2 separate regions of the Homo sapiens genome follow, and region 1 is linked to region 2. A link is a loop called in an ENCODE intact Hi-C map of the cell type or tissue named here. Cell type or tissue: gastrocnemius medialis. All regions are shown on one strand. Links, peaks and the distances in the headings refer to the core of each region. The heading gives the core; the rest is flanking DNA.

Region 1 (15,648 bases), core at 10,611-15,610, 94 kb after region 2:
GATTGTGCCACTGCACTCCAGCCTGGGCAACAGAGATCTGTCTTAAAAGAAAAAAAAAAAAAGGCTGGGCGCGGAGGCTCACGCCTGTAATCCTAGCACTTTGGGAGGCCAAGGCGGGTGGATCACCAGAGGTCGGGAGTTCGAGACCAGCCAGGCCAACATGGTGAAACCCTGTCTCTACTAAAAATACAAAATTAGCCGGGCTTGGTGGCACATGCCTGTAATCCCAGCTACTTGGGAGGCTGAGGCAGAAGAATTGTTTGAACCCGGGAGGCGGAGGTTAGAGTAGCCGAGATCGCGTGATTGCACTCCAGCCTGGGCAACAAGAGTGAAACTCTGTCTCAAAAAGAAAAAAAAAAATTATGACAAATAGAACTGGAAGAGAAATGAACAATTCAGATAAAACATTTATTATTAAATATCTAGTAGATACCAGGGGCACAGGAATAAATAAAACATGGTCCAAGGTAGGTTATATTTTAACACACACACACACAAACAAGTAGAACATGGTCAATAAACTCACAATCTAAATAAAGAGAAAAGCATAAAAACAAATAATTTTGTTTTTCTTTTTTTGAGATGGAGTCTCCTTCACCCAGGCTGGAGTGCACTGGCACGACCTCAGCTAACTGCAGCCTCTGCCTCCCGGGTTCAAGCGATTCTCATGCCTCAGCCTCCCAAGTAGCTGGGATTACAGGCACCTGCCACCTCGCCTGGGTGATTTTTGTATTTTTAGTAGAGAGAAAGGGTTTCATGTTGGCCAGGCTGGTCTCCAACTCCTGACCTCAAGTGATCCGCCAGCTTTGGCCACCTAAAGTGCTGGGATAACAGGTGTGAGCCACTGTGCCCAGCCAAAAACATAATTTCAGTATAACATGGTTAAGTGTTAAGCTTAAGAACCAATAGTATATAATGTAGAGTGAAGTCGGGGTTAGGAAAACCTTCCTGAAGGAGGTAACCTCTATGCTGAATTTTGAAGCAAGAATGAGTCAGATGAGGAAAGGTGGGAATGGTGTTTCAGGGAGAGAGAATAACACACTGCAAAGGCTCAGAAACCCAGAGTAACATCCTGCATCTAGGAATGGGCAGTTTGGTGGTACAAAGGCAGGGATGTGGAGATGAAGTTATAGAAGGTCAGCAGAAGGTGGTTATGGAGAGCAACACAAGTGAGGACCAGGACCTTCCTGGGAAGTGAAGGAGAGCTACGAAAGGGTTTACAAGAAAAGAGGCATTCAGATCTGTGTTTAGAGAGAAGGATGAGGTTGACCTGAAGGAGGGTCAAAGTGGATTAAAAGGGCCAGTAAGAGCTGGGCACAGTGGCTCATGCCTGTAATCCCAGCACTTTGGGAGGCCGAGGCGGGTGGATCATGAGGTCAGGAGATCGAGACCATCCTGGCTAACACAGTGAAACCCCGTCTCCACTAAAAATACAAAAAATTAGCCGGACGTGGTGGTGGGTGCCTGTAGTCTCAGCTACTCGGGAGGCTGAGGCAGGAGAATGGCGTGAATGCGGGAGGCAGAGGTTGCAGTGAGCAGACATCACGCCACTGCACTCTAGCCTGGGCGACAGAGCGAGACTTTGTCTCAAAAAAAAAAAAAAAAAAAAAAATTAAAAAAGGACCAGTAAGAGTGTGGTGTCCCATTGGCCAGGTGTGGCCATCCCAGCACCGGGAGTAATCCCAGCTCTTTGGGAGGCTGAGGTGGGGGGATAGCTTGAGTGCAGGAGTTTGAGACTAGCCTGGACAACACAGTGAGACCCTGTCCCTACAAGATTAAAAAATTAGCTGGGTAGGCCAGGCACGGCAGCTCACGCCTGTAATCCTAGCACTTTGGGAGGCTGAGGCAGGCGAATCACCTGAGGTAGGGAGTTTGAGACCAGCCTGACCAACATGGAGAAACCCTGTCTCTACTAAAAATACAAAAATTAGGCGGGGCGCGGTGGCTCATGCCTGTAATCCCAGCACTATGGGAGGCCGAGGTGGGCGGATCACAAGGTCAGGAGTTCGAGACCAGTCTGGCCAATATGGTAAAACCCCATCTCTACCAAAAAAATACAAAAATATTAGTCGGGCGTGGTGGCGCATGCCTGTAATCCCAGCTACTCAGGAGGCTGAGGCAGAATTACTTGGACCCAGGAGGCAGAGGTTGCAGCGAGCCACCAAGATCGCGCCACTGCACTCCAGCCTGGGTGACAGAGTGAGACTCAGTCTCAAAAAATATATAAAAAATACAAATACAAATACAAAAATTAGCCAGGCATTGTGGCAGGCGCCTGTAATCTCAGCTAATCTGGAGGCTGAGGCAGGAGAATTGTTTGAACCTGGGAGGCATAGGTTGCAGTGAGCCAAGATCATGCCACTGCATTCCAGCCTGGGCAACAGAGCAAGACTCCGTCTCAAAAAAAAAAAAAAAAATCAGCTGGGTATGATGGTATGCACCTGTAGTCCCAGTTACTTTGGAGGCCAAGGCAGGAGGACTGCTTGAGCCCAAGAGATCAAGGCTGCAGTGAGCGATAATCACACCACTACACTCCAGCCTGGGTGACAGAGAAAGACCCTGTTTCAAAAAGGAAAAAAAAAAAAAAAAAAAAGAGTGTAGTGCCCCAAGCAGTGGAGTGGAATCGAGAGCTATCAGCAGCAGAACTTCCATGTTGGGTGGAAGGAAGAATGAGGACAGCACCCCGTCCCTTGCACAGCTCAGCGGCAAGTGGTCAGGAGTGTAGCAAGAAGCACAGATTTGGGAAGCAGTGGAAAGAGTTCAGTTTTGGATGTGTGGGGTGCATGTAGACCATCCATGTGACATTTACTGTGGGTTACTAGATACAGAATCTGATGTCTGGGGAGGCTGAGACAGGAGAATCGCTTAAACCTGGGAGGCGGAGGTTGCAGTGAGCTGAGACTGTGCCACTGCACTCCAGCCTGGGCAAAAGAGCAAGACTCCATCTCAAAAAGAGAGAGAGAGGAAAAAATGAGGTTTATCTATGGGGCATAGTGGCTCATGCCTGTAATCCCAGCACTTTGGGAGGCCAAGGCGTGAGGACTACTTGAGTCCAGGAGTTCAAGACCAGCCTGGGCAACACAGAAAGACCCTATCTCTGCCAAACATTTTTTAAATTGAGTCAGACATGGTGGCATGTGCCTGTGATCCCAGCTACTTAGGAGGCTAGGGTGGGAGGATCTGCTTCAGTCCAAGAGGTTGAGGTTGCAGTGAGCGGTGATGGTACCACTATATTCCAGCCTGGGAGACAGAAATCCTGTCTGAAAAACAAAGCAAAACCAAACCAAACCAAAAAAAAATATTGTTTATTTTTCTTCACATAAGAGGAAAAGATTCCTCCACAAGGCTCTTCAGGATTTGCAGCTGTTCTCACCCAAATGCACAGGAAGTTCCACATGGCAACTAGGAAATAATGTTAAACAAAGGCATTTAGAACCAAGGTTCCTTTTCGCAGAGGCCACAGGATAGAACTACGGACTGTGGAATTTTGCAGACTTATTTCTTCTTTCAGGGAAAACACAACACCTCATGCAGTGAAGGACTGAAGCTCCTCTTGGGCTGGTATTCCTGAGGCAGAACACAGGTCCCTCACCCCGATGCCCACGACCACTCAGTAACAACATCTACCACCATTCGGAGGCAAGACAAACTGCATGAGTAACCCAGCACAGCCACTCAGATGTCACTTCTTCCTGGTGAAGAAGCAGAACCCTAGATTCACAAAATAAACAGTCATCTACAGGCACATGTACTGGGTATTTTTGTTTAAATTTTTGTTTAAATGAGGACCTAGTCTGGTCCTCAGGGAAAAACCTAAGGTTTATAAAAGAAAAGGCCTGGCTGGGCGCAGTGGCTCAGGCCTGTAATCCCAGCACTTTGGGAGGCTGAGGTGGGCGGATCACAAGGTCAAGAGTTTGAGACCAGCCTGACCAACATGGGTGAAACCCCGTCTCTACTAAAAATACAAAAATTAGCCCCGGACGTGATGGCACGCGCCTGTAATCCCAGCTGCTCAGGAGGCTGAGGTAGGAGAATCGCTTGAACCAGGGAGGCTGCAGTGAGCCGAGATCGCACCACTGTACTCCAGCCTGGGTGAGAGATCGAGACTGTCTCAAAAAAACAAAAAACAAAAGGTCTAACTTTTCGATTCATTTTTATTTCTTTTTTTTTTTTTGAGATGGAGTCTCGCTTTATCACCTAAGTTGGCGTGCAGTGGCACGATCTCAGCTCACTGCAACCTCCACTTCCCAGGTTCAAACAATTCTCGTGCCTCAGCCTCCCAAGTAGCTGGGACTACAGGCATGTGCCACCATGCTTGGTTAATTTTTGTATTTTTAGTAGAGACAGGGTTACAACACATTGGCCAGACTGGTCTTAAACTCCTGGCCTCAAGTGATCCGCCCACCTCCGCCTCCTAAAGTGTTGGAATTACAGGTGTGAGCCACTGCACCCGGCCTCACTTTTCACTTTAAACAAATAAAACCTACAGGGATCAAAGGTAAGTCAGCATCAGGGCGCAGTGGTTTACACTGTGATCCTAGCACTCTGGGAGGCCAAGGTGGGAGGATTACTTGAGCCCTGGAGTCTGAGACCAGCCAGGGCAATGTAGTGAGACCTCCATCTCTACAAAAAATTAGTCAGGCGTGGTGGCATGCACCTGTAGTCCCAGATACTCAGGAAGCTGAGGTGGAGGATAGCTTGAGCCAGGGAAGTCGAGGCTGCAGTGTGCTGTGTTTGTGCTATGGCACTCCAGCCTGGGCAACAGAGCAAGACCATGTCTCCAAAAAAAAAAAAAAAAATAGGCTGGGCATGGTGGCTCACGCCTGTAATCCTAGCACTTTGGGAGGCCAAGGCAGGTGGATTGCCTGAGCTCAGGAGTTTGAGCCAGCCTGGGCAACACGGTGAAACCCCGTCTCTACTAAAATACAAAAAAAATTAGCCAGGCGTGGTGGCATGAGCCTGCAGTCGCAGCTACTCAGGAGGCTGAGGCAGGAGAATTGCTTGAACCCAGGAGGCGGAGGTTGCAGTGAGCTGAGATCGCGCCACTGCACTCCAGCCTGGGCGATAGAGCGAAACTCCGTCTCTTAAAGAAAGAAAGAAAACAAAATAAAGTCAGTCGGCAATAAGAGAGTCAATGATTTTCCCTCTGATCTTCCTTCTGTCTTCCTGAGACATAGTTTCTCTCACATTGATTCCAATCAGAAACTCTGTAAAGATAGGCTGATGCGGGTACTCCACCATCCCAACTACAGATTGAAACTGGAGGATATTAGACCAAATTGGCCAAGAGAGGGGAAAAAAAAAAGAAAGTAGAGAAGAGAGGGTGCTGGCTGAGAGGTGGGGACAATGGGCAACAGCCCCCAGGTGATCACAGCTGCTCCACAGTCCCATCACATCTGTTAAACTCCCTCTCCACACTGTGGTCAGGTGAAAATGCAGACTCTATAACACGGGAGGTGGCTGGTAAAGCTCCTAGGAAGAAGAGCAGAGCCTTTTCCTGTTCCCAGCATCTCTTGTGTGTGCCCCTAGCCCAGAGATCACGGTAGGTGTAGGGATGGGCAAGGATGAGTAAGGAAGCTTCAGGAAGAGACTTCCCAGGAGTGTCACAGTATGTCATCTTGCAGAAAGTACCCAACTCTCTAGAGTCTGCCTCCAAAACTTAAACTCCCAGCCTGGTCCAAAGCACTCTTCAAAGAAGGCACGCACATTGGACAGAGTGTGGCAATGGGTATGAGCATTCAGCATTATCGTCCTCACTGACAATCTACAGAAATGACAGTCCAGGAGAGGTAAAGAGACTCGTCCAAAGCCACTCAGACGGTGGTGACCAAATATCCTGGACCCAAATATCCTAGTTCCCCATCTGGGGCTCCTTCTATCACTCCGGAAAGACTCCAGCAGTGCTGGGCCTCATCCAGTCAAGGCCTTGATCCTTCCCCATGCCACTGAGTTGGTGAACCCACAAAGCTTTCCTGAGGATCTTTCCTGAAGGGTCTGCTTTAGAAACCTCCATTCCAACTATAATCTGAGTCACACTGCTCACTGCTCTACTCCAGACTGCCTTTGATCACTACAGCTGTCAGACCCTTGAGGGAAGGGGCCATTCTCAGGTTTCCAGAACTCCCTTGGTACTTATCAAATTGCTGAACTCAGAGCAAATGAAATGTGGTCTGGCCGGGCGCAGTGGCTCACGCCTATAATCACAGCATTTTGGGAGGCCAAGGCAGGTGGATCACCTGAGGTAAGGAGTACAAGATCAGCCTGGCCAACATGGTGAAACCCATCTCTACTAAAAATACAAAAAAATTTCCTGGGCATGGTAGTGGGCACCTGTAATCCCAGCTACTCAGAAGCTGAGGCAGGAGAATCATTTGACCCTGGGAAGCAGAGGTTGCAGTAGGCTGAGATCATGCCACTGCACTCCAGCCTAAGCGACAGGGCAGCACTCCGTCTCAAGAAAATAAAAAGAAAGAAAAAGAAAAACAGGCAGGGCACAGTGGCTCATGCCTGGAATCCTAGCACTTTGGGAGGCCGAGGCAGGTGGATCACTTGAGGTCATGAGTTTGAAACCACCTGTCCAACATGGTGAAACCCCATCTCTACTAAAAATACAAAAAAATTAGCCAAGTGTGGTGGTGGACACCTGGAATCCCAGCTACTTGGGAGGCTGAGGCTGGAAAATCGCTTGAACCTGAGAGGCAGAGGTTGCAGTGAGCCGAGATCACGCCACTGCACTCCAGCCTGGGCAACAGAGCAGGACTCCATCTCAAAAAAATAAATAAATAAATAAAAGAAATGTGGGCTGGCACAGTGGCTCATGCCTGTAATCCCGGCATTTTGGGAGGCCAAGGCGGGCCGATCACGAGGACAGGAGATTGAGACCATCCTGGCTAACATGGTGAAACCCGGTCTCTACTAAAAATACAAAAAATTAGCCCGGTGTGGTGGCAGGCGCCTGTAGTCCCAGCTACTCAGGAGGCTGAGGCAGGAGAATGGCGTGAACCCGGGAGAAGGAGCTTGCAGTGAGCCGAGATTGCGCCACTGCACTCCAGCCTGGGCCATAGAGCGAGACTCGTCTCCAAAAAAAAAAAAAAAAAAAAAATGTGGTCTGGCTCTTGGATTTCTATTTGCTGCAAGTCAACAATTCTAGAACCTTAGAAATGTTGAAGAGGCAAGATCGGTGGTTAAACCATAGCCACACTCTTTGGACACCCTGTAAATATCCTCAACAATGAAGGAAGTCTGTTTGAGTTTTACAGATTCTTATCTGAATGCCAAAGTAAGTTTGTTCACAAGCTGCCAAACCTAGCCCCATTTCTGGGGAAAGCTAGGGGTCCCGGGGCAGGGAGCAAGGATGAATCCTGAAACAATTTCCTATCCATAGAGGCAGGGTCTGTGAATGTCTTCCAGGCAAGGAACCATAGGAACCTTGCCCTCTCCAAGCAAAGCTTTATAACCTGTCACCTGCAAATATCTCTATATTCTACTGACATGTTTTGAAAAACTGTCTACCGGCTGGGCGCAGCGGCTCACACCTGTAATCCCAGCACTTTGGGAGGCTGAGGCAGGCGGATCACGAGGTCAGGAGTTCAAGACCAGCCTGGCCAAGATGGTGAAACCCTGTCTCTACTCAAAATACAAAAATTAGTTGGGTGTGGTGGCACATGCCTGTAATCCCAGCTACTCAGGAGGCTGAGGCAGGGAACTGCTTGAACCCGGAAGGCAGAGGTTGCAGTGAGCTGAGATCGCGCCACTGCACTCCAGCCTGGGCAACAGAGCGAGACTCCATCTCCAAAAAAAAAAAAAAAGAAAGAAAGAAAAAGAAAGAAAAACTGTCTACTAAAATGAAGTAGGTAGTAATTTCTCAATAATTACAGAAATAAGGCTGGACGCAGTGGCACACAACTATAATCCCAACACTCTGGGGGCCAGGGCAGGAGGATCACTTGAGGCCAAGAGTTTGAAACCAGGCTGGGCAACATAACAAGACCTTGTCTCTACAAAAAAAAAAAAGTTTTTTCTTTTTTTTGAGACAGGGTCTCACTCTGTCACCCAGGCTGGAGCGCAGTGGCGCAATCTCGGCTCGCTGCAGCCTCCTCCTCCCAGGTTCAAGCGGTTCTCGTGCCTCAGCCCCCGAGTACCTAGGATGCCTGGCTAATCTTTGTATTTTCAGTAGAGACAGGGTTTCACCATGTTGCCCAGGCTTGTTCTCGAACTCTTGAGCCCAAGTGATCTGCCTGTCTTGGCCTCTCTACAAAAAATGTTTAAAAAATTAGCTGGGTGTGGCTGGGCGCGGTGGCTTACGCCTGTAATCCCAGCACTTTGGGAGTCTGAGCCAGGTGGATCATGAGGTCAAGAGTTCAAGACCAGCCTGGCCAACACAGTGAAACCCCGTCTCTACTAAAAAATACAAAAAAAATTAGCCGGGCGTGGTAGCGTGCACCTGTAGTCCCAGCTACTCGGGAGGCTGAGGCAGGAGAATGGCATGAACCCGGAAGGCAGAGCTTGCAATGAGCCAAGATGGCGCCACTACACTCCAGCCTGGGCAACAAAGCAAGACTCCGTCTCAAAAAAACAAAATTAGCTGGGTGTGATGCTGTGTGCCTGTAGTCCCAGCCACTCAGGAGGCTGAGGTGGGAGAATCACTTGAGCACGGGAAGGCAAGGTTGCAGTGAGCTATGATTATGCCACTGCACTCCAGCCTGGGCAACAGAGTGAGACCTCGCCATCATCAGAAATACAGACCCTGGCAATGTACCTGGGGTTCTCCTTCCAAAATCCCAACGTTCAACCCAGAAATATTTACTGAATTCCTGCTGTGGGTCAGGAACTCTGCCAGAGATTGCGACAAACAAAAAGAAGGCGGCCATAGTCTCTAATCTTAAGGAACTTACAGCCTGGATGGCTCCACACCAAGAGTCCCTTGATACATGACTCTTAGGATGCCCTGAGAGGCCATTTCAAGGCTGGCAGCTTGGAAAGAAAACTTTCTCCCAGCAAATGAAAACATCACATGTTTCCACCTTAGCATCACATCAGACACCATGGCAACAGAGGGCTGTACCAAGAATTAGCTCAGTGATGACCTAGCCAACACAAACCGGCTTAATGCTCCTTGAGTAAGATTCCTGGAAGGAAAGGGAGTTCAAATAAATAAGTCTCTCTCCAGCTCTCAACAAGCAGAACTGCTTCCCTTCTTCCAGAGCTGTACTTTTTCTCAAAAATTTTTCCCCATGCCAAGATACACAGAGAGAATGATAGAATGATACTATTGTATAACACCCGGGAGTCAGTGGAGACAGCTGTTCTCAGCTATCCTGAAGCTTAAGGGTCGATACTTTGGCACACCTATAGCCCATTCACATCATACAGCTGAGAAGCTGTGAAGAGGACCTAAGTTGCCCATATTACACACTCACACTTCCAAAGTAAAACAGAAGGCCAAACCAAAGTCTCACTCATTTAACTATGAACTTGTGATTATGATAGAGAACTCCAGCACCTACTTCTGTAGGGGCATTCTGTTCTAGATGCCAACCAGATGCCTGAGGTGAAGTGCAACTGGAGCTCAGTGTCAGATGCAAACAGGTTTCCTGAAGGCTGCACTTTTTCTAGCTCATTTATGCAACTTAACAAGCACAAAACTACAATTAGACCTAGACAATATGCTTATTCAGCAAACCCACCCTCTAGTGAATCAGCATTCCAAATCTCTTCTAGGGGTATGGCCAACTGAATCGACCCTGATTTAGAGGCACCATATTGCGGGAGGCTGAGGCAGGAGAATCGCTTGAACCCGGGAGGCAGAGGTTGCGGTGAGCCAAGATTGAGCCATTGCACTCCAGCCTGGGCAACAAGAGCAAAACTCCGTCTCAAAAAAAAAAAAAAAAAAAAAAAAGAAGCACACTATTGTCAGTTTTCCCCGATGACCAGAAATGACCTTGAGGAAATCACACAATACAAAGCAGCTTCCTACACACAACTAACCCTGAAGAACAAACACGCTTATTAAGACAAGACCTTCTAGCCGGTTGTGGTGGCTCATGCTTGTAATCCCAGCACTTTGGGAGTCCGAGGTGAGTGGATCACCTGAGGTCAGGAGTTTGAGACCAGCCTGAGCAATACGGTGAAACCTCGTCTCTACTAAAAATACAAAAATTAGCCAGGTGTGGTGGCAGGCATCTGTAGTCCCAGCTACTGAGGAGGCTGAGACAGGAGAATTGCTTGAACCTGGGAGGCGGAGGTTGTAGTGAGCCGAGCTCACGCCATTGCACTCCAGCCTGGCGACAGAGCGAGACATCATCTCAAAAAAAAAAAGAAAAGAAAAAAGAAGACAAGACCTTCTTTTGACAAGGGAAACTCTGGGAAGAGGAGCCATTAGTAATAAAAGTGGCTTCCATTAACTGAGTGCCAACTTTGCTAAGGATCTTATATGTACCATCTCACTCCTCTCTACAAGCACATGTAGTAGGCACGATGATTCCTATTTTGGAATAAGGAAATTAGGACTTAGAGAACCTCAAGATTTCAGAAAAGCCAGAAACTGAATCCAGGTCTTTCTGACACCAAAGCCCATGCTTCTAGGCATGAGACCACAACAGGAGTCCACAAGGCAAGGCCTTCTCACTGGACAAAGGAGACAACAGTTTTCTTAGGCAATGACAAAGATCTTCAATGAGGAAGCACAGTAAAGTTACCTGGGAAGTTTTCTCAAAATACAGATACCTGGCCAGACATGGTGGCTCACGCCTGTAATCCCAGCACTTTGGGAGGCTGAGACGGGTGGATCACGAGGTCAAGAGTTCAAGACCAGCCTGGCCAACAGGATGAAATCCCGTCTCTACTAAGAATACAAAAATTAGCTGGGCGTGGTGATGCGTGATTGTAATCCCAGCTACTCGGGAGGCTGAGGCAGGAGAATCGCTTGAACCTGGGAGGCGGAGGTTGCAGTGAGCCGAGATCGCACCACTGCACTCCAGCCTGGGTGTCAGAGCAAGACTCCATCTCAGAAAAAAAAAAAAAATACAGATTCCTACCCCAGATCTTCTTCATCAAAATCTCAAAGAGTGGGTCAGGTGTGGTGGCTCTTGCCTGTAACCCTAAAACTTCGGGAGGCCAAGGTGGGAGGACTGCTTGAGCCCAGGAGTTCGACACCAGCCTCGGCAACATGGCGAGACCTCGTCTCTGTTTAAACAAAAAAAAAAAAATCTCAGCCAGGCATAGTGGCTTATGCCTGCAACCCTAGCACTTTGGGAGGCCGAGGCAGGTGGATCACCTGAGGTCAGGAGTTCGAGACCAGCCTGGCCAACACGGTGAAACACCATCTCTACTAAAAATACAAAATTAGCTGGGCATAGTGGTGCTTGCCTGTAACCCCAGCTACTCTGGGGGCTGAGGCAGGAGAATCACTTGAACCTGGGGGGTAGAGGTTGCAGTGAGCCAAGATCGCGCCATTGCTCCAGCCTGGGCAAAAAGAGCAAAACTCCGTCTCAAAAAAAAAAAAAAAAAAAAACTAACTCAGACAGTAAGGCTCTTGATTTTGTATCACAAAATTATCCCAGGAGATTTTGGACTATCCAGGATTAAGAGGCTGTACTACCTACCACACACATACGCTGGCATTTGCTGTGCTCATCTTAGATCCTAGCCCTGATAGGTGCTCAAAAATACAGTTGAATCTATCCATTCATAAGTCAGCATTCAGCAAATGCTACTGGAGGCTAGCCCCTATTTTATGCCAGGCACAGAGCCAGACATATGCAGACAGAAGACCACCATGTGACACAACAGGATGTACTCAATAGTAGCAGCATGGATATAGAGGAGTTAATGGTTACATGCCAAGCAAGGTAGATTTTTTTCCTAGGAAGTGACATCTCAGGTGGATTTTATAGGACAGATGTAAGTTTCCAACACTGGTAGGTGGTCGGTGGGGTGGAAGGCAGTGTATAGCAAACTGAGAAAACTGCGTTATCTAAAGCACAAGGGGACCAAGCACAGTGGCTCACGCTTGTATTAATAATCTCAATATGTTAGGAGCCTAGGCAGGAGGGTCTCTTGAAGCCAGCTCTGGCAACAAAGCCAGACTCCCTGGCTCTACAAAAAATTTTAAACTTAGCCAGGCGTGGAGGGGAGTGCCTCTTGTCTCAGCTACTCGGGAGGTTGAGGCGGGAGGATCATTTGAGTCCAGGAGTTCAAGGCTGCAGTGAGCTATGAATGAGCCATTGCACTCCAGCTTGGGCAATAGAGGCCTTGTCTCAAAATTAGTAATACTAAAACACAAAGGTATGAAACCAGAGCTAACAGGAGCGCCACACGTTTTAACAACAATAAACTACGTAAAGGGAGCACAGAAGTGCTCCGGTGTTGATTGGCTGGTTAAACCTTCACCAGATTACGAAGAGCCCTGAATGCCTTGCTAAGAAGTGCGGCCTTTGTCCTGAAGGCACTAAGGAACTAGTTTCAGGCAGTGAAGGACTTACTCAGATTTTCAGGTGGGAATTATCACTTCAGCCGCTTTATGGAGGGGGACTAAGTGTGGGGGACTAGGCTTCCCCTTGCAGGTAGAGGAATGACAAGCTTGCCAAGCAAGCAACCCAGCTGGACTCAGACCTGCTATTTCCCAGCCTGCACAAGGAAGCGATCAGCTGCCCCGCCGGCCCCTGGCAGACGCAAAGGAGGGGTGTGGAGTAGGCGCCGGGCGCGAGAAGGCAGTAAGGACAAGGACAACCAGGTTGGATCAACCTGACCCGCTCTGGACGCGGGGCGGCTGAACAGCAAGCAGGCAGGGCAACCGACCACGTCCACCAGGCCCAAGCGGGCCTGGAGACGGGCTATCCAGCACGACAGCACGTTCCGAGGCCAGTCCAGACTCGGACGCCGGGAACCCGAGCAGCCATCGCCCGGCCTGCTCTCCAACCCTGTAGGCCCTGGCGCACGGGGCACGGGCCGACGCTGCAGGCTGACCAGGGGCAGGCCCCGGAGCGCCAGAAAGCGACCACGACCACAGTTCGGCTGCCCCTCCCGCCCGTCGGGCCGTCGTCCTGGGCCGGGCCGCCTCACCTCGCGCGGGCGGCGGGCTCTTCGGCGTCTCGGCGGCTCTGCCGGCCATCTCCGGGCAATGGCAGCGGCCGCCGCCGCCGCCGCCGCCGCCGCCATTCTCGGGCGTTAGCGTCGTGGCGTCATCACAGCGCGCAGCTGACGCCAAAACAAGCCTACGGGGCGGGTCGGGGGCGGGTCGGGGGCGGACTCTCCCGAAACTGGGCTACGCGGCTGGCGGATCTCCGAGCGTGGCCTGCCAATCAACCTCTTCGGGGCGGGGACGGGCACTCTCCTGAAGGGGTGGGTCTATTTGTCGCTCAAAGTAACTTGACCGCTGCCTGCGAGACGGGTCGGTGATAGAAAAAGGAAGGATCGCGGGAAATAGGGAGAAAGTTTCAAGTTTCTGGTTGGGGGAAAGGGGACTCTGTAATGCGAGCTTGGGTAAACAATGCTTTCCAACAGAGGTTTCTGGAAGTGCCTCTGGAACTCCGCAAAGGATAGACTTAATTTTCATTAACAAAATCTATTTTTTAAAACTGCACTTAGAATAATTTCAACACTCCATGTGTTGAATTTGGCCTCCATCAAAGAAGAGATGCAAAGGGTTAATTTGTAGATAGGTGAAGTCAATCTTGGGCCAACTTCTGGACTCATGGTTATTTGTTGTTGTTAATTTAATTTATATGCCGAGTCTGAAAAGCAAGCGGATTTTTAAAAAATTGTTACCATTCACAATGACTTCTCTATAGGATCAGAACTGGTTCACTTTACAGTCAACCCAACTTGGAGGGGTTAAAATAGGTGCTGCAGATGGTAAGTGCATTGTAACCTCCATCCATCTTCCCCATTTCAGTAGCTCTGTATTCAAATCTTTATTGAGTATGTACTTTGCACATGGAACTGTCTTTGATTGACTGTATAAGCTAATGTTATACTTTAAACCTAAAAATAAATTAACACCAATAAAACATTGTCGTCGGCTGGGCGCCACTGCTCACACTTGTAATCCCAGCACTTTGGGAGGCCAAGGCAGGTGGATCACCTGAAGTCAGGAGTTTGAGACCAGTCTGACCAACAAGGTGAAACCCTGTCTCTACTAAAAATACAAAAATTAGCCAGGCTTGGTGGCAGGCTCCTGTAGTCCCAGCTACTCGGGAGGCTGAGACAGGAGAATAGCTACAACCTGGGAGACAGAGGTTGCAATGAGCTGAGATTGCACCACTGCACTCCAGCCTTGGCGATGGAGTGAGACTCCGTCTCAAAAAAAAAAAAAAAATTGTTGTCTATTTTATGTAGTAAGGTTTCTTTCTTTTCTTTTTTCCTGAGATGGAGTTTCGCTCTTGTTGTCAGGCTGGAGTGCAATGGCACAATCTCGGCTCACTGCAACCTCTGCCTCCCAAGTTCAAGCAATTCTCCTGCCTCAGCCTCCCCGAGTAGCTGGGATTACAGGCGCCTGCCACCATGCCCGGTTAATTTTCTTTATTTTTATTTTTATTTTTATTTTTATTTTTATTTTTATTTTTTTTGAGAAAGAGTCTCGCTTTGTCACCCAGGCTAGAGTGCAGTGGCGCAGTCTCGGCTCACTGCAAGCTCCGCCTCCTGGGTTCACGCCATTCTCCTGCCTCAGCCTCCCGAGTAGCTGGGACTATTGGCGCCCACCACTGTGCCCAGCTAATTTTTTGTATTTTTAGTAGAGACGGGGTTTCACCATGTTAGTCAGGATGGTCTCGATCTCCTGACCTCGTGATCCGCCCGCCTCGGCCTCCCAAAGTGCTGGGATTACAGGCGTGAGCCACCATGCCCAGCCGTAGTAAGGTTTCTTACAAGATTTCATTTAAAAAGAACAATGGTGGCCCAGCGCGGTGCCTCACGCGCCTGTAATCCCAGCACTTTGGGAGGCCCAGGTGAGCAGACCACCTGAGGTCAGGAGTTGGAGACCAGCCTGGCCAACATGGTGAAACCCCATTGCTACCAAAAATACAAAAATTAGCTAGGCGTGGTGGCAGGCGCCTGTAATCCCAGCTACTTGGGAGGCTGAGGCAGGAGAATTGCTTGAACCTGGGAGGCAGAGGTTGCAGTAAGCCGAGATCACGCCATTGCACTCCAGCCTGGGCGAGAAGAGTAAAACTCCATCTCAAAAAAAAAAAAAAGTTAAAAAATTGTTTCCAAAAGTCTAGTGCAATAATTAAGGGTATAGACTTTGGTGCCAAACATACCTGGGATCAAATCCCAGCTCTGACACTTCCAGAGCTGTTTGACTTTAAGCAAGACATCTGCCTCATCAGCCTCATTTTATTTTTTAAATTTTGGCCAGGTTGGTCTTGAATTCCTGACCTCAGGTGATCCACTGGCCTCAGCCTCCCAAAATCCTGGGATTACAGGCGTGAGCCACTGCACCTGGCCTTTTTAATTTTTTTAATAGAGACAGGGTCTTGCTCTGTCATCCAGGCTGGAGTGCATGGCAGCAATCAAAGCTCACTGTAACCTCGAACTCCTAGGCTCAAGGGATCCTCCTGCCTCTGGAACAGGAATTAAAAGAAATTAAAGAATGTGTAAGTAGAAACTCAGTTGTATGTAAGAAAACCCAATTCCCCCTGAGAAAGAGAA
Region 2 (15,648 bases), core at 4,790-9,789:
GCTTGTGTGGTTGGGGGTCCTTCCTGGAGGAGGCATCTAGGTTGAGGGCCCCAGGCCGGGAATGGGGTGGGGCCTGTCGTCAAGGAAGGGACTCAGCCCTGGAGGTTTCTGTGAGAGCTCAAGCCACAGGAGCCACAAGATAAGAGGAGTGTGGCTGCAGAACCCAGGTGGCAGGGCTTTCCTCAGGCCCCTTACTCCTGACCTGGACGAGGCCGGGGCTTCCTCAAGGAGGTAGGAGGTATCCTGGCCAGCAGATCAGCCAGAAGCTCTAGGAGGAAGGTGCTGCGGCCGGGGACTCTGCTGCCCTAGACAAGACTTCATTTCCTTCCATGCAGATGGCTGTGTGGGTTCCTGCTCTGTTGAGTGAATGTTCCCTGGCAGTGGCCAGATGCTTGCTGCGCTCTCATCCCTCCACTGGGGTCCTGGGGAGGTGTGGCAGCTCCTTAGGAAGGAGCTCTTTCCTAAGGCTGATTGGAGAATGTGCGGTCGGGGCGGGGGGCGGAGGAGTGCTCCTGACAGGTCCTAGTAGCTGGGAGATTCCCCAGAGTATAGGCTTGAGGGCCTAAGTTACGGGAGAGAGAAGGTCAGGGCCAGGGGGCCCCTTCCTGAATCCAGTCCACAGGGTTAACCCCTCATTTCCAGAGCCTATCTTCTCCCCCACACCCACCCACACAACCCAGCACCAGGAAATCCAGAGCCCAGAGCACTGTGGTCACAGGGACACATGTGGCCCTGGGTGTGGCCGGGACACGTTGCAGGCGGTTGGGGACATGACGTGGTCTGCAGATCTCCCAGGGCAGGGCAGAGGGCCACTGTTTGGGGGAAGCACCCCAGGCCCTCTCTCTTAGAGAGAGAGCCTAGGGGCAGCAGAGGAGCCACCTGGGTCGGCCCCCTGGGGACAGTGGGAGGAGTAAAAGGGAGGGTGGAGGGCCCTAAGACAGGCCGCGAGTGGGCGCCCAGGACAGGGATCCGCCCAGCCGGCGGGAGCGCCCTTGGGGATGACGGCGGGAGGGCTGGGCGCCCCCTGGTGGCCGTACTGGGCGGTGCCGCCGCTCTCCGCACATCCTTCGCGGGGCCCTGTGACTTCGTTACCCTCCTCTTGAGGCCACGCCGCCAGGTGGCCTGAATCGAGGGTCGGGACTCCATCGTCGCGCTCTGCCCCTCGCCCGCCCCTCTCAGGCTCTCTGACTGCCACCCCTGCCTGCCTGCCCGGCCCTGCACAACATGCAGCCCTCCGGCCTCGAGGGTCCCGGCACGTTTGGTCGGTGGCCTCTGCTGAGTCTGCTGCTCCTGCTGCTGCTGCTCCAGCCTGTAACCTGTGCCTACACCACGCCAGGCCCCCCCAGAGCCCTCACCACGCTGGGCGCCCCCAGAGCCCACACCATGCCGGGCACCTACGCTCCCTCGACCACACTCAGTAGTCCCAGCACCCAGGGCCTGCAAGAGCAGGCACGGGCCCTGATGCGGGACTTCCCGCTCGTGGACGGGTGCGTAATTGCTGCAAGGGGGCGATGGGAGCTGAGCACACTCCTGGGCAAGGGAGGGTCCCAGAGTATGCAGGGCTGTGGAGGAGGCTCCCTCACACCACCCCTGGATGCCCTCTCTCCCGTCATGCATGGGTACCCTTTCCCCTCTGTCATCCCCTCTTGGGTGGGCACTCCTAGCCCGGGCCTCAGGGGATCTCAGTATAGTCATGTGACAATGAGGGATGGGGATCCCCAGATGTGTCCTTCCTGAACTGGAGGGCTAAGAGGCCCATCTGTCTGTTCTTCACCTGACCCTGGCTTGACATCCCTCCAGCCACAACGACCTGCCCCTGGTCCTAAGGCAGGTTTACCAGAAAGGGCTACAGGATGTTAACCTGCGCAATTTCAGCTACGGCCAGACCAGCCTGGACAGGCTTAGAGATGGCCTCGTGGGCGCCCAGGTACCACAGGGATACACGAGGTGCCACAGCATGGCTGCTGGGGGATGATGGGGAGAGTGGGGACCCCAGAGATCACAAGTTAGTCACATGAGAACTCAGTTACCATAGTGACCCAAAAAGTGTCATGATATGGATGCTGGGGGCTGCAGAGGCTACAGTGAGCCAGCTTGGTGGCCAGGAAGACCCTGTGGAAGAAGCAGTACATTACATGTGGCCTCCTGGCCCACTGGGTGCTCTGTCAGCTGTGGAGGCTGTGAGCAGTCCAGGGTCCTCCAAAGCAGCCCCCATCCAAGCCAAACCCTGGCCTTCCCCCCAGTTCTGGTCAGCCTATGTGCCATGCCAGACCCAGGACCGGGATGCCCTGCGCCTCACCCTGGAGCAGATTGACCTCATACGCCGCATGTGTGCCTCCTATTCTGAGCTGGAGCTTGTGACCTCGGCTAAAGGTAGGCAAGTTGATGGGAAGCGTTAGGAACTTGATTGAGCTACTCCAGCCCTGGAAAGTAATCACCTGACCTACCTGCCCCCAGCTCTGAACGACACTCAGAAATTGGCCTGCCTCATCGGTGTAGAGGGTGGCCACTCGCTGGACAATAGCCTCTCCATCTTACGTACCTTCTACATGCTGGGAGTGCGCTACCTGACGCTCACCCACACCTGCAACACACCCTGGTGAGCCTAGTGCAGATGGTGTGGGACCGCTGAGGCAGGGGCAGAGATCTGCCTGAGGTCACTGTGGGCCCAGAACAAGCTTTACCCATGGGATGTGGCACTGACTCTGGAGTGGGGAGGGGAGCTGGGATTCTGGTTTTCAGAATACGACTTGACCCCTGGCCAGACGCGGTGGCTCATGCCTGTAATCCCAAAACTTTGGGAGGCTGAGGCGGACAGATAACTTAAGGCCAGGAGTTCGAGACCAGCCTGGCCAAGATGGTGAAACCCTATCTTGAAGAAAAACACAAAAATTAGCCAGGTGTGGTGGTGCGTGCCTATAATCCCAGATACTCAGGAGGCTGAGGCATGAGAATCTCTTGAACCCAGGAGGTGCAGGTTTCAGTGAGCTGAGATGGCACGACAGCACCACTGCACTCCTGCCTGGGTGACAGAGCGAGACTCTATTGCCAAAAAAAAAAAAAAAAGAAAAGGAAAAAAAAGACTGGACCCAGCAGGGCCCTCCTGCTGCCAGGCATGGCCCATTTGCAGGGCCCATTTTGGATCCCTGTTTTTGTTTCAGGGGGGTGCAGGGATGGAGGGTGGGTAGGGCCTCTAGACTCTTGAGGCCGAGGAACAGCTACCAGTCAGACTGCTTCCTGGCCACCCTGCAGGGCAGAGAGCTCCGCTAAGGGCGTCCACTCCTTCTACAACAACATCAGCGGGCTGACTGACTTTGGTGAGGTGAGGACCCTGGTTCACACTCCACCCCAAACAAATGTGCACACCCCAGCTGTTTCTTACAAATAAATGTATACACATGTGCACCCCTGATACCCTTCTCCCAACATGTCCCTGCAGAAGGTGGTGGCAGAAATGAACCGCCTGGGCATGATGGTAGACTTATCCCATGTCTCAGATGCTGTGGCACGGCGGGCCCTGGAAGTGTCACAGGCACCTGTGATCTTCTCCCACTCGGCTGCCCGGGGTGTGTGCAACAGTGCTCGGAATGTTCCTGATGACATCCTGCAGCTTCTGGTGAGAAACTGCCCAGCCCAGGAACCTAAAGCAAGAGGTTCAAACCAGGAGCCCTTCGGCCAGGCATGGTGGCTCACACCTGTAATCCCAGCACTTTGGGAGGCTGAGGTGGGCTGATCACTTGAGGTCAGGAGTTCAAGACCAGCCTGGCCAACATGGGGAAACCCCGTCTCTACTAAAAATACAAAAATTAGCCGGGTGTGATGGCATATTCCTGTAATCCCAGCTACTTGGGAGGCTGAGGCAGGAGAATCTCTGGAACCTGGGAGGCGGAGGTTGCAGTGAGCCAAGATCACGCCACAGCACTCCAGCCTGGGTGACAGAGTAGGACCCTGCCATGGAAAACAAAAACAAAAAACAGGAGCCCTCAAACCTGAGGCCCTGCTCCCTCCACTTCTTCCAACTTCAGGCTGAACATCTTTTGCCCCACAACCCCACAGTCCACATCCAGGAGTCGGGGGTTCTAGATGGTAAATATGTATATTCCTCTACTCCTCAAAGCAAGTGCCAAGACACCTATGCCAGACCAGGGCCTAGACTCCTCCCTTCATACAAAACCAGAGAGGTGAAGTTTCTGCTGACTCCTGAAGTCAGAGCTGAACACCCTCTCCAGGGATCCAGAGGGTGGCAGGGCAGGAATGCAGTTTGCTGAGGGGCCAGGCTAAGTGTCCACTTGCCCGCCCCTGCAGAAGAAGAACGGTGGCGTCGTGATGGTGTCTTTGTCCATGGGAGTAATACAGTGCAACCCATCAGCCAATGTGTCCACTGTGGCAGGTAACTCCCTCTCCCGGGCTCTCTGAACAGTTCTGATTTGCACCTGAAGACTTGGGAGGGCCCCAGGACTGTCCCAGTGGTTTCACTGAAAAAAATGCAGTGATGGACAGTACACAGCACATTGGTCACATGGAGCTGCAGCCACAGAGTCAGTGCTGCGGTCCTGATGGGTATAAGGGAGGAAGCCACACATAGAACCTGAGTGCTAACTATCTGCGCCTCTGCAGGGGATCCCCAAAGCACCCTTCCTCGGCCTCTGGCCAAGAGACTAGAAGGGGAAGGCCCCTTAGGTCTCTGGGGTCTTTGTCAGTTGTACTCTTTGTCCCTCCGTCATCTCCCACAACCATAGAAAAGAGTTCCTACCAGGTTCTCAAAGAGACTAGAGGCAGGTTTAATCCTAGGTGGGAAATGGCCCAGACAAGTGGCTCTGTGGATCCACTCCAAACCTGAAATCCAGGCCAGAACCAGCTGAATCCATTCAGGTCAAACCTCAGGGTTCTCAGGTTGCCAAGCTATGTGGCAGGCCATAAAGGAATTAGCCTGCCTGGCCCACAGGCTGCAAGAAGGAGACTCAGTGCCATCCAGCCCCAGTGGCACCCCTGCCCTGGAAGCCCTACGCAGCTGACTGTCCACCTTCCCCCTCCCCAGATCACTTCGACCACATCAAGGCTGTCATTGGATCCAAGTTCATCGGGATTGGTGGAGATTATGATGGGGCCGGCAAGTGAGTGCCTTCCCTGTGGCTTGTCTTGGGCTAGCTGTACAGCAGTGGGGCCTTCACGGTCACCATAGCCATCACGTCCTTTAGGCCTTGACCACACTCCCGGGATCAGTTCTCTGGGCTCTCCTGTTTGTCTTCATCCCAGTGACCCCACTCTAGGACATTATACTTGGCCAAACCACCAGACAGAGCTCATCTGCCCAGCACTGCACGTACCCCCAAGCCCAGGAGACTCACTCTCCCTGAGCAGACCATCAGCAAGGTCTGGTGTGAGCCCTGTGCACAGTGGCTGTGTTTGCAACCACTGTTTTCTGAAGAAGCTCTTCCTCTCCTTCTCCTTCTCCTTTTCTTCCTCGTCCTCCTTCTTCTTTGTCTCCTCCTCCTCCTTCTTTCTTCCTTTTCTTCTTCTTCTTCTTCTCAGGGTCTTGCTCTGTTGGCCAGACTGGGGTGCAGTGGCGCAATCTTGGCTCACTGCAGCCTTGACTTTCTGGGCTCAAGCAATCCTGCCATCTCAGCCTGCAAGTAGCTGGGGCTACAGGCATGTGTCATCATGCCCAGATAATTTTATTTTTGGCAGAGATGGGGTCTCGTGTTGCCCAGGCTGGTCTTGAACTCCTGGACTCAAGTGATTCTCCTGCCTTGGCCTCCTAAAGTGTGGGATTACAGGCCTAAGCCACCTCACTGGGCCTTTTCTTCTTTTTTTCTTTTCTTTTTTTTTTTTTTGAGACAGAGGCTCACTCTGTTGCCCAGCCTGGAGTGCAGTGGCACAATCTCGGCTCACTGCAACCTCTGCTTCCTGAGTTCCAGCGATTCTCCTGCCTCAGCTTCCCAAGTAGCTGGGATTACAGGTGTGCGCCATGATGCCCAGCTAATTTATTTTTCCTTTCTTTCTTTCTTTCTTTCCTTTCTTTCCTTTCTTTCTTTCTTTCTTTTTTGTCTTTTTAGTAGAGATTGGGTTTCACCATGTTGGCCAGGCTGGTCTCAAACTCCTGACCTCAAGTGATCCGCCCACCTTGGCCTCCCAAAGTGCTGGGATTACAGGTGTGAGCCACCATACCTGGCCATTTTCTTCTTTTTAACTCTGGTTGGTAGGGGGGATCATTTGCATTCAGTAAAAGGCATAGATCTTAATAGTATGATTCAATAAGTTTTGATAAATATTCAAGGAGGTTTTGAGGCCTCCTTCTGAAGGATAAAGAGCAGAGGAGAATTACCTACTCTCTCCAAGTCTCCACTTCCCATACCTGACCAGGGCTGGGGTTTCATAGACCCTGGACTGTGGTTCTGAGTCATGATCAGGGAATCAGGTCTGAAACCCACTAGCTGGTGGCCACACAGATTCCCTCAGGGGCTGGAAGACGTGTCCACATACCCGGTCCTGATAGAGGAGTTGCTGAGTCGTGGCTGGAGTGAGGAAGAGCTTCAGGGTGTCCTTCGTGGAAACCTGCTGCGGGTCTTCAGACAAGTGGAAAAGGTACTCTGGGCTGGGCAAGAGAGTAGCCGAGGGGTCTGAGCAAGTGTATCAAGGAGAGCTGTGGAAGCTGAGCACCGACTGCCACCTCTAGGTACAGGAAGAAAACAAATGGCAAAGCCCCTTGGAGGACAAGTTCCCGGATGAGCAGCTGAGCAGTTCCTGCCACTCCGACCTCTCACGTCTGCGTCAGAGACAGAGTCTGACTTCAGGCCAGGAACTCACTGAGATTCCCATACACTGGACAGCCAAGTTACCAGCCAAGTGGTCAGTCTCAGAGTCCTCCCCCCACATGGCCCCAGTCCTTGCAGTTGTGGCCACCTTCCCAGTCCTTATTCTGTGGCTCTGATGACCCAGTTAGTCCTGCCAGATGTCACTGTAGCAAGCCACAGACACCCCACAAAGTTCCCCTGTTGTGCAGGCACAAATATTTCCTGAAATAAATGTTTTGGACATAGAAACAGACCTGAGTTTCCTTCTCTGCAATGGGGACTGGTGGCATCGTCTCCCAGTGCTGGTGGTTGGTGGGGGATCCTTCATTTCAGCCACCAGTTGTTTAAGGAAAGACTGTTGACAGGAGCCCGAGGTGACCCAGGTGATTGGGCTCAGCACTGGATGAAAACAGTGGTGGATCCGGTGGCAGGAGGTGGACCCTATTCCGTGTTCCCTCTGAGTAGCTCATCTCTTTTTATTTATTTATTTATTTATTTATTTATTTATTTATTTACTTTTGAGGCAGAGTCTCACTTTGTCACCCAGGCTGGAGTACAGTGGCGCAATCATAGCTCACTGCAGCTTTGAACTCTTGGGCTCAAATGAAGCTTCTGCTTCAGCCTCTCAAGTAGCTGGGACTATAGGCGTGCACCACCACACTCAGCTAATTTATTTTTATTTTAGCTTTCTGGATTTTTTTTTTCTTCGAGACAGAGTCTTGGTCTGTCACCCAGGCTGGAGTGCAGTGGCACAATCTCGGCTCACTGCAAGCTCTGCCTCCCGGGTTCAAGCAATTCTCCTGTCTCAGCCTCCCGAGCAGCTGGGACTAGAGGCGCCCGCCACCATGCCCAGCTAATTTTTGTATTTTTAGTAGAGATGGGGTTTCACCTTGTTGGTAAGGCTGCTCTCGAACTCCTGACCTCAGGTGATTCACCAGCCTCGGCCTCCCAAAGTGCTGGGGGATTATAGGTGTGAGCCACCGGGCCTGGCTTTTTGTTTTTTGAGATGGAGTCTTGCTCCGTCGCCCAGGCGGGAATGCAGTGGCGTGATCTCGGCTCACTGCAACCTCAGCCTCCCGATTTCAAGCGATTCTCCAGCCTCAGCGTCCTGAACAGCTGGGACTACAGGCATGCACCACCATGCCCAGCTGATTTTTCTTTTTTCAGTAGAGAAGGAGTTTCACCATATTGGCCAGGCTGGTCTCGAACTCCTGACCTTGTGATCCACCTGCCTCGGGCTCCCAAAGTGTTGGGATTACAAGCTAGAGCCACTGCATCCGGCCAGCTTTCTTTTTTTCATTACTTCACTTAGAAGGAGGATTTTTAAATTTTTTTATAGAGACAGGGATCTCCCTATGTTGCCCAGGCTGGTCTCGAACTCCTGGACTAAAGCAATCCTCCCACCTTGGCCTCCCAAAGTGCTAGGATTACAGGAGTAAGCCACTGTGCCCAGATGGAGTAGGGTAACTTTGATTTACCTAGCCAACCATAAGCAAACATTTTAAACTGTGCTTATGTATTATTTTGATAACATTTAAAAAATTAATTGTAACTTCATGCCCTGTCCTTTTCACATGTCTAATGTAGGAAATAGGGAGTCCTCTGAACCTCTTCCAGTTCTGGGGGCTGCCCATTAAAATAATACTTTTTTTATTTTTCCTGAGACAGGGTCTCTGTCACCGCTGGAGTGCAGTGGCACAATCATGCCTCACTGCAGCCTCAACCCCCTGGGCTCAAGTGATCCTCCCCACTCTGTTTCCTGAGTAGCTGGGACCATAGGCGCGCACCACCATGTCCAGCTAATTTTTGTATTTTTTGTAGATACGAGGTTTCACCATGTTGCCCAGGCTGGTCTCAAACTGCCAGACTCAAGTGATCCACCCACCTTGCCCTCCCAAAGTGCTGGGATTACAGGCGTGTGCCACTATGCCCAGCAAAACAATTTAAAATAATAGGCTGAGAGCGGTGGTTCACACCTGTAATCCCAGCACTTTGGGAGGCCGAGGCGGGCGGATCACAAGGTCAGAAGATCGAGACCATCCTGGCTAGCACGGTGAAACCCCATCTCTACTAAAGACGCAAAACATTAGCCGGCTGTGGTGTCACGCGCCTGTGGTCCCAGCTACTTGGGAGACTGAGGCAGGAAAATCACTTGAACCCAGGAAGCAAAGGTTGCAGTGAGCCGAGATCACGCCACTGCACTCCAGCCTGGGTGACAGAGTAGCACACAAAACAAAAAAAAAACACAAAACAAAACAAACCCAAAAACAACAAAACAAAACTAAGCTAAAATAATAATGATAATAATAATAATAATAATAATAATAATAATATAGGAAACAGGTGCACATGCAATGCTTCTGCACTTTTCTTAAACTATTAGCAAAGTTGCCATTCTTCATGTTGTTCCAAGTCACTTAAATAAAGACCTTCTGGGCAGGCCGGGGAGATTTATGGGAGACCAAAATAAACATGACCTTTCTCTGCCCTTCCTGAGAGAACCAAAGCTAGAAGCAGCTGGGTCACACTTGGCCATTAACCCCCAGGCATGAGGAGGAGCAGACAGCAACCAACAAGGGGAAGTGGTCGCCAGAGGCCAAGGCCCTTCTTGAGGTGCCCAGAAGGGGATGCCCACTTATCAGGGAGCCCAGGTGGAAAAACAAGAGACAGACACAGACGCAGAGGGAAGATAATTTAGATTCGGTCTGTGTCATTGGCCTTTCTCAGCAGCAACTGGCCCAGGAAGTTCAGATGCTACCCAGATTCAGGGTTTTTTTTGTTTTGTTTTGAGACGGAATTTCCTCTTGTTGCCCAGGCTGGAGTGCAGTGGCGCGATCTCAGCTCACTAGAACCTCTGCCTCCCAGGTTCAAGTGATTCTCCTGCCTCAGCCTCCCGAGTAGCTGGGATTACAGGCACCTGCCACCAGGACCAGCTAATTTTTTTTGTATTTTTAGTACAGACGGGGTTTCACTATGTTGGCCAGGCTGCTCTCGAACTCCTGACCTCGGGCGATCCACCCAACTTGGCCTCCCAAAGTGCTGGGAATACAGGCGTGAGCCACCATCCCCAGCGTTGTTTTTTTTTTTTTTTTGACAGGGTCTCACTCCCATTGCCCAGGCTGGAGTGCAGTGACACGATCTCAGCTCACTGCAGCCTCAACTTCCTGGCCTCAAGTGATTCTCCTACCTCAGCCTCTGGAGTAGCTGGGACCTCCGGTGCGCACCACCACGCCTGGCTAATACTTTGTATTTTTAGTAAAGACAGGATTTCACCATGTTGCCTAGGCTGGTCTCAAACTCCTGGACTCAAGCAATCTGCTTGCCTTGGCTTCCCAAAGTGCTGGGATTACAGACATGAGCCACTGCGCTGACCCAGATGCAGTTTTTGTTTGTTTTGAGACGGAGTCTTGCTCTGTTGCCCAGGCTGGAGTGCAATGCACTCGGCTCACTGCAACCTCCGCCTCCGAGGTTCAAGTGATTCTCCTGCCTCAGCCTCTTCAGTAGCTGGGATTACAGGCACACACCACCCTGCCCAGCTAATTTTTGTATTTTTAGTAGAGATGGGGTTTCACTGTGTTGGCCAAGCTTGTCTCAAACTCCTAGACTCAAGCAACCTGCCCGCCTCAGCCTCCCAAAGTGTTAGGATTATAGGGGTAAGCCACCGCATCCGGCCCCAGATGCAGTTTTGAGATCTATTTCCCCTGCACCAGGATTTTTTCAACAGGAAATGACGAGGAGCTGCTGGAAGCTAGCCTTGTATTGTCTTTAAGGAGGATTTCTGCCCCAGGTGAAATAACGTGTCAGACCAAGCCCCCTCATGCTCTCAGGACCAAGAGACCTAGTCTGATCTTGTCCCTCAACTCCATGCCTTAGAGAATCCACCTGTGCCTCCTCCACAACAGTTGTTGTAATGCCCAAACTAGACCTCTGCTGGGCTGTTAGCCAACCCTGGATCCCCTCTCCACTCCTCCATGCCCGATCCAGACCTTTGAAGCAAGGTTCAGCTACTGCTGTGGTGCCTCCCCCAACCCCCATGACCCTGATTAGCCCTCACCAGCACTACCCATGATTTCCCTTAGCCAGTATCACCATAATAAAGAAATGAGATGCAAACTGATCAGGGTGCAGGTAGATCTCTTCCCGAGAGGATAACTGCTAACTAACATTTGATGTGTAGACTCTTCTGGGGTCTTTTTGTGTCCGGAATTGGTGGGTTCTTGGTCTCACTGACTTCAAGAATGAAGCCACAGACCCTCGCGGTGAGTGTTACAGTTCTTAAAGGTGGCGTGTCCGGAATTTGTTCCTTCTGATGGTTGGATGTGTTCGGAGTTTCTTCCTTCTGGTGGGTTCGCGGTCTCGCAGGCTCAGAAGTGAAGCTGAAGACCTTCGTGGTGTCACAGGTCTCAAGGCGCCGAGTCCGGAGTTCTTCGTTCCTCTCCGTGGGTTCATGGCCTCGCTGGCTTCGGGAGTGAAGCTGCAGACCTTCGCAGTGAGTATTACAGCTCATACAGTATGGATCCAAAAACGGAATAGCAGCAACAGCCATTGCAAACAGCAAAAGAACAAACCTCCCACTGCCTGGAAGAGAACCCCAGCAAGTTGCTACTGAAAGAGCGGGCAGCCTGCTTTTATTGTCTTATCTGGCCCCACCCACATCCTGCTGATTGGTCCATTTTACAGAGAGCTGATTGGTCTGTTTTACAGAGAGCTGATGGGCCCGTTTTGACAGGGTGCTGACTGGTGCGTTTACAATCCCTGAGCTAGACACAAAAGTTCTCCACGTCCCCACTAGATTAGCTAGATACAGAGTGTCGATTGGTGCATTCACAACCCCGGAGCTAGACACAGGGTGCTGATTGGTGTGTTTACAAACCTTGAGCTACATACAGAGTGCTGATTGGTGTATTTACAATCCCTTAGCTAGACATAAAGATTCTCCAAGTCCCCACCAGACTCAGGAGCCCAGCTGGCTTCACCCAGTGGATGCTGCACCGGGGCCGCAGGTGGAGCTGCCTGCCAGTCCGGCGCCGTGTGCCCGCACTCCTCAGCCCTTGGGCAGTCGATGGGACTGGGCGCCGTGGAACAGGGGTTGGCGCTCGTCGGGGAGGCTTGGGCTGCACAGGAGCGCACGGCGGGGGTGGAGGCTCAGGCATGGAGGGCTGCAGGTCCCGAGCCCTGCCCGGCGGGGAGGCAGCTAAGGCCCAGCGAGAAGTCGAGCACAGCAGCTGCTGGCCCAGGTGCTAAGCTCCTCACTGCCCGGGCCGGCTGGCCGCTCCGAGTGCGGGGCTTGCCAAGCCCACGCCCACCCGGAACTCGAGCTGGCCCGCAAGCGCAGCCTGCAGCCACGGTTCCCGCCCACGCCTCTCTCTCCACACCTACCCGCAAGCTGAGGGAGCCGGCTCCAGCCTTGTCCAGCCCAGAAAGGGGCTCCCACAGTGCAGCGACGGGCTGAAGGGCTCCTCAAACGCGGCCAGAGTGGGCGCCAAGGCCGAGGAGGTGCCGAGAGGGAGCGAGGGCTGTGAGGGCTGCCAGCACGCTGTCACCTCTCATTTTTGTGTCTGTATACTAACATATATATAGAAAAAAATATTCGGCCCGGTGCGGTGGCTCACGCCTGTAATCCCGGAACTTTGGGAGGCCAAGGTGGGCGGATCACGAGGTCAGGAGATCAAGACCATCCTGGCTAACACGGTGAAACCCGGTCTCTACTAAAAATACAAAAAATTAGCTGGGCATGGTGGTGGGCGCCTGTAGTCCCAGCTACTCGGGAGGCTGAGGCAGGAGACTGGCATGAACCCGGGAGGCGGAGCTTGCAGTGAGCAGAGATGGAGCCACTGCACTCCAGCCTGGGTGGCACAGTGAGACTCCGTCTCAAAAAAAAAACCACGTCTCTAAAAAAGAAATAAGGCCGGACGTGGTGGCTCATGCCTGTAATCCTAGCACTTTGGGAGACCTAGGTGGGCAGATCGCTTGAGCTCAGGAGTTCAAGACCAGTCTGGGCAACATGGTAAAACCCTGTCTCTAAAAAAAAATGCAAATATACAAAAATTAGCTGGGCATGGTGGTGCATGCCTGTAGTCCCTCCCAGCTACTTAGGGAGCTGAAGCAGGAGGATCACTTTTACCTGGGAGGTCGAGGCTACAGTGAGCTGAGATGGTGCCACTGCACTCCAGTGAGACCCTGTCTCAAAAAAAAATTTGTTTTAATAAAATAAAAAATAACAATTAGCCATGCATGGTGGCACTGCACCTATAGTCTCAGCTACTTGGGAGGTGGAGGAAGGAGGATCGCTTGAGCTCAGAAGTTCAAGGCTGCAGCAAGCTATGATCAAGGCTGCAGCAAGCTATGATCACCCCACTGCAACTCCAGCCTGGGTGACAGATACTCTGTCTCTTGGAGAAGGAAAAAAAGCTAAAATAATGATCCCCAACAAAAATTGTTCTTAAATTTCATTTTCGGGGCCGGGCACGGTGGCTCACGCCTGTAATCCCAGCACTTTGGGAGGTCGAGGCAGGAGGATCACTTGAGGTCAGGAGTTCAAGGCCAGCCTGGCCAACATGGTAAAACCCCATCTCTACTGAAAATACAAAAATTAGCTGGGCATGGTGGCGGGCACCTGTAATCCCAGCTACTCGGGAGGCTGAGGCAGGAAAATGGCTTGAACCCGGGACGTGGAGGTTGCAGTGAGCCGAGACTGCATCATTGCACTCCAGCCTGGGCAACAAGACCCAAACTCCGTCTCAAAACTGAAATGAGATGAAATGAAATAATGAAATGAAATGAAATGAAATGAAATGAAATGAAATACCTATAGGGAATCTTTCTGTCCATCAAACCAGACAGACCGAATTAACTCTTCTGAGTCGCAGCTTAGAATATTTGACCTGCCTAGGAGCTGGGCACAAGCCGGCAGCTAACCGCCACGTGGGCCTGGGTAGGAGGTGAGATCAGGAAGATCCCTGGGCCCCTACTAGTTCCCTGCCTGGCCTCCTCCCCCACTCGTGTGGGGGTCTACGGAGCCAGCGCTGGGGGTGGAAGGGCGAGGAGTCCTCGACGCTGCAGCGGCGGTTCCGGCCCATGGGGGCGCTCTCCTGCTTGGGGGCGGAAAAGCCGTGGCGCCCCCTTGCGTGGCGCGTCGGTCTCAGAGTCGCGTGACTTCAACCCCCTCTTCGGGAGGCTGGGTCGTCATGATCCGGACCCCATTGTCGGCCTCTGCCCATCGCCTGCTCCTCCCAGGCTCCCGCGGCCGACCCCCGCGCAACATGCAGCCCACGGGCCGCGAGGGTTCCCGCGCGCTCAGCCGGCGGTATCTGCGGCGTCTGCTGCTCCTGCTACTGCTGCTGCTGCTGCGGCAGCCCGTAACCCGCGCGGAGACCACGCCGGGCGCCCCCAGAGCCCTCTCCACGCTGGGCTCCCCCAGCCTCTTCACCACGCCGGGTGTCCCCAGCGCCCTCACTACCCCAGGCCTCACTACGCCAGGCACCCCCAAAACCCTGGACCTTCGGGGTCGCGCGCAGGCCCTGATGCGGAGTTTCCCACTCGTGGACGGGTATGTAGGTGCAGCGTTTGGGCAACGCGGGGTGAGCACACCCTTGGGCAGGAGAGGAGGTTCTGAGCATGCTATCAAGGAGGCTATCAAGGAGGCTCCCTCACACCACCCCTGGATGCCCTCTCTCCTCCATCACCCATGGGTGCCCTTCCCCGCATTACTCCATTCCTGGTGGAATCTAACCCCCTCCCTCCAACCCAACCTCAGGAGGTCTCTATATGGTCTGTGTGAGGAGGTGCCTGGTGGGGTGGAGGAGGGTAGACCCAAGCACCTGATATATCCTGACTGATCTGGAGGCGGTGTTTCCATCTGACCTTCACACCCCCAGCCACAATGACCTGCCCCAGGTCCTGAGACAGCGTTACAAGAATGTGCTTCAGGATGTTAACCTGCGAAATTTCAGCCATGGTCAGACCAGCCTGGACAGGCTTAGAGACGGCCTCGTGGGTGCCCAGGTACCACAGGGACACACAGGGTGCCACAGCATGGCTGCTGGGGGATGTTGGGGTCACAGAAACCTGGGTCAGCCAGCCTCTGGGTGACTAAATACAATGGGGCATGCAGTGTGCCATCATGTGGTTTCTAAGGAGAGTGGGGCCTTGGAGGCCAAGACAGGCTAGCTGCATGTATGCCCAGGTTCTGTGGAAACACGCAGAAAATGACCAGAAAATCCCTGGTGAGTGTGGGGTCTGCCGTAACCACAAAGGACATAGTGGATTGGCCTTGGGGCATTCACATAGCACATGGACTAACAGCAGTTTTTTGCTTGTTTGTTTGTTTGCATTTTTGAGACAGTGTCTCCTTCTGTCGCCCAGGCTGGAGTACAGTGGCACGATCTCGGTTCACTGCAACCTCCGCCTCCCGGGTTCAAGCAATTCTCCCTGCCTCAGCCTCCTGAGTAGCTGGGATTACAGGCACTCGCCACCACGCCCTGCTAATTTTTGTAGTTTTAGTAGAGACAGGGTTTTACCATGTTGGCCAGGCTGGTCTCGAACTCCTGACCTCACATGATCCACCCTCCTCGGCCTCCCACAGTGTGGAGATTACAGGCATGAGCCACTTGGCCTGGCCGTAACAGTAATTTATGATGTGTCGTGAGTCCATCATTTGACTGCTGGCAGCAAACAGTCATCAAGGAACCAGGCTCGGTAGTTCACATCTGTAATGCCAACACTTTGGGAGGCTGAGGCAGGAGGATTGTTTGAGCCTGGGGGGTCAAGGCTGCAGTGAGCCATGATCACACCACTGCACTCTAGCCTGGGTGACAGAGCAAGACCCTGTCTCAAATTTTAAAATAAAAATAAA

What was found. Peaks named below come from ENCODE experiments on the same cell type or tissue, not always from the same donor. Only the 100,000 strongest peaks of a DNase experiment are listed, where the experiment ranks them.
Region 1: it touches region 2 in a loop (7-fold over the local background); 5 of 110 quality-filtered maps call a loop at or near these places.

What each region holds. Positions count from the first base shown.
Region 1 is chr16:67,890,786-67,906,433 of GRCh38, reverse strand. It overlaps PSKH1 (protein serine kinase H1), which reads right to left and starts at 13,180. Exons shown (of 3, transcript NM_006742.3): 1 at 13,063-13,180. RefSeq lists silencers at 12,934-13,053, 13,384-13,443. In gastrocnemius medialis, for the core only: no CTCF peak of the experiment used is centred there; DNase peaks (open chromatin) are centred at 12,693 and 13,283; H3K4me3 peaks cover 1,996 bases; H3K27ac peaks cover 3,266 bases.
Region 2 is chr16:67,978,789-67,994,436 of GRCh38, reverse strand. It overlaps DPEP2 (dipeptidase 2), which reads left to right. Exons shown (of 11, transcript NM_022355.4): 2 at 1,180-1,487; 3 at 1,801-1,927; 4 at 2,244-2,373; 5 at 2,458-2,599; 6 at 3,253-3,322; 7 at 3,440-3,616; 8 at 4,306-4,390; 9 at 5,039-5,114; 10 at 6,450-6,585; 11 at 6,677-7,043. The coding sequence starts at 1,225. The coding sequence ends at 6,931. It overlaps DPEP3 (dipeptidase 3), which reads left to right and starts at 13,938. Exons shown (of 10, transcript NM_001370198.1): 1 at 13,938-14,343; 2 at 14,672-14,798. The coding sequence starts at 14,057. RefSeq lists silencers at 862-1,121, 9,217-9,511, 9,634-9,733 and enhancers at 1,782-1,851, 4,241-4,300, 4,341-4,390, 14,114-14,614. In gastrocnemius medialis, for the core only: no CTCF peak of the experiment used is centred there; DNase peaks (open chromatin) are centred at 4,974 and 6,806; H3K4me3 peaks cover 753 bases; H3K27ac peaks cover 5,000 bases.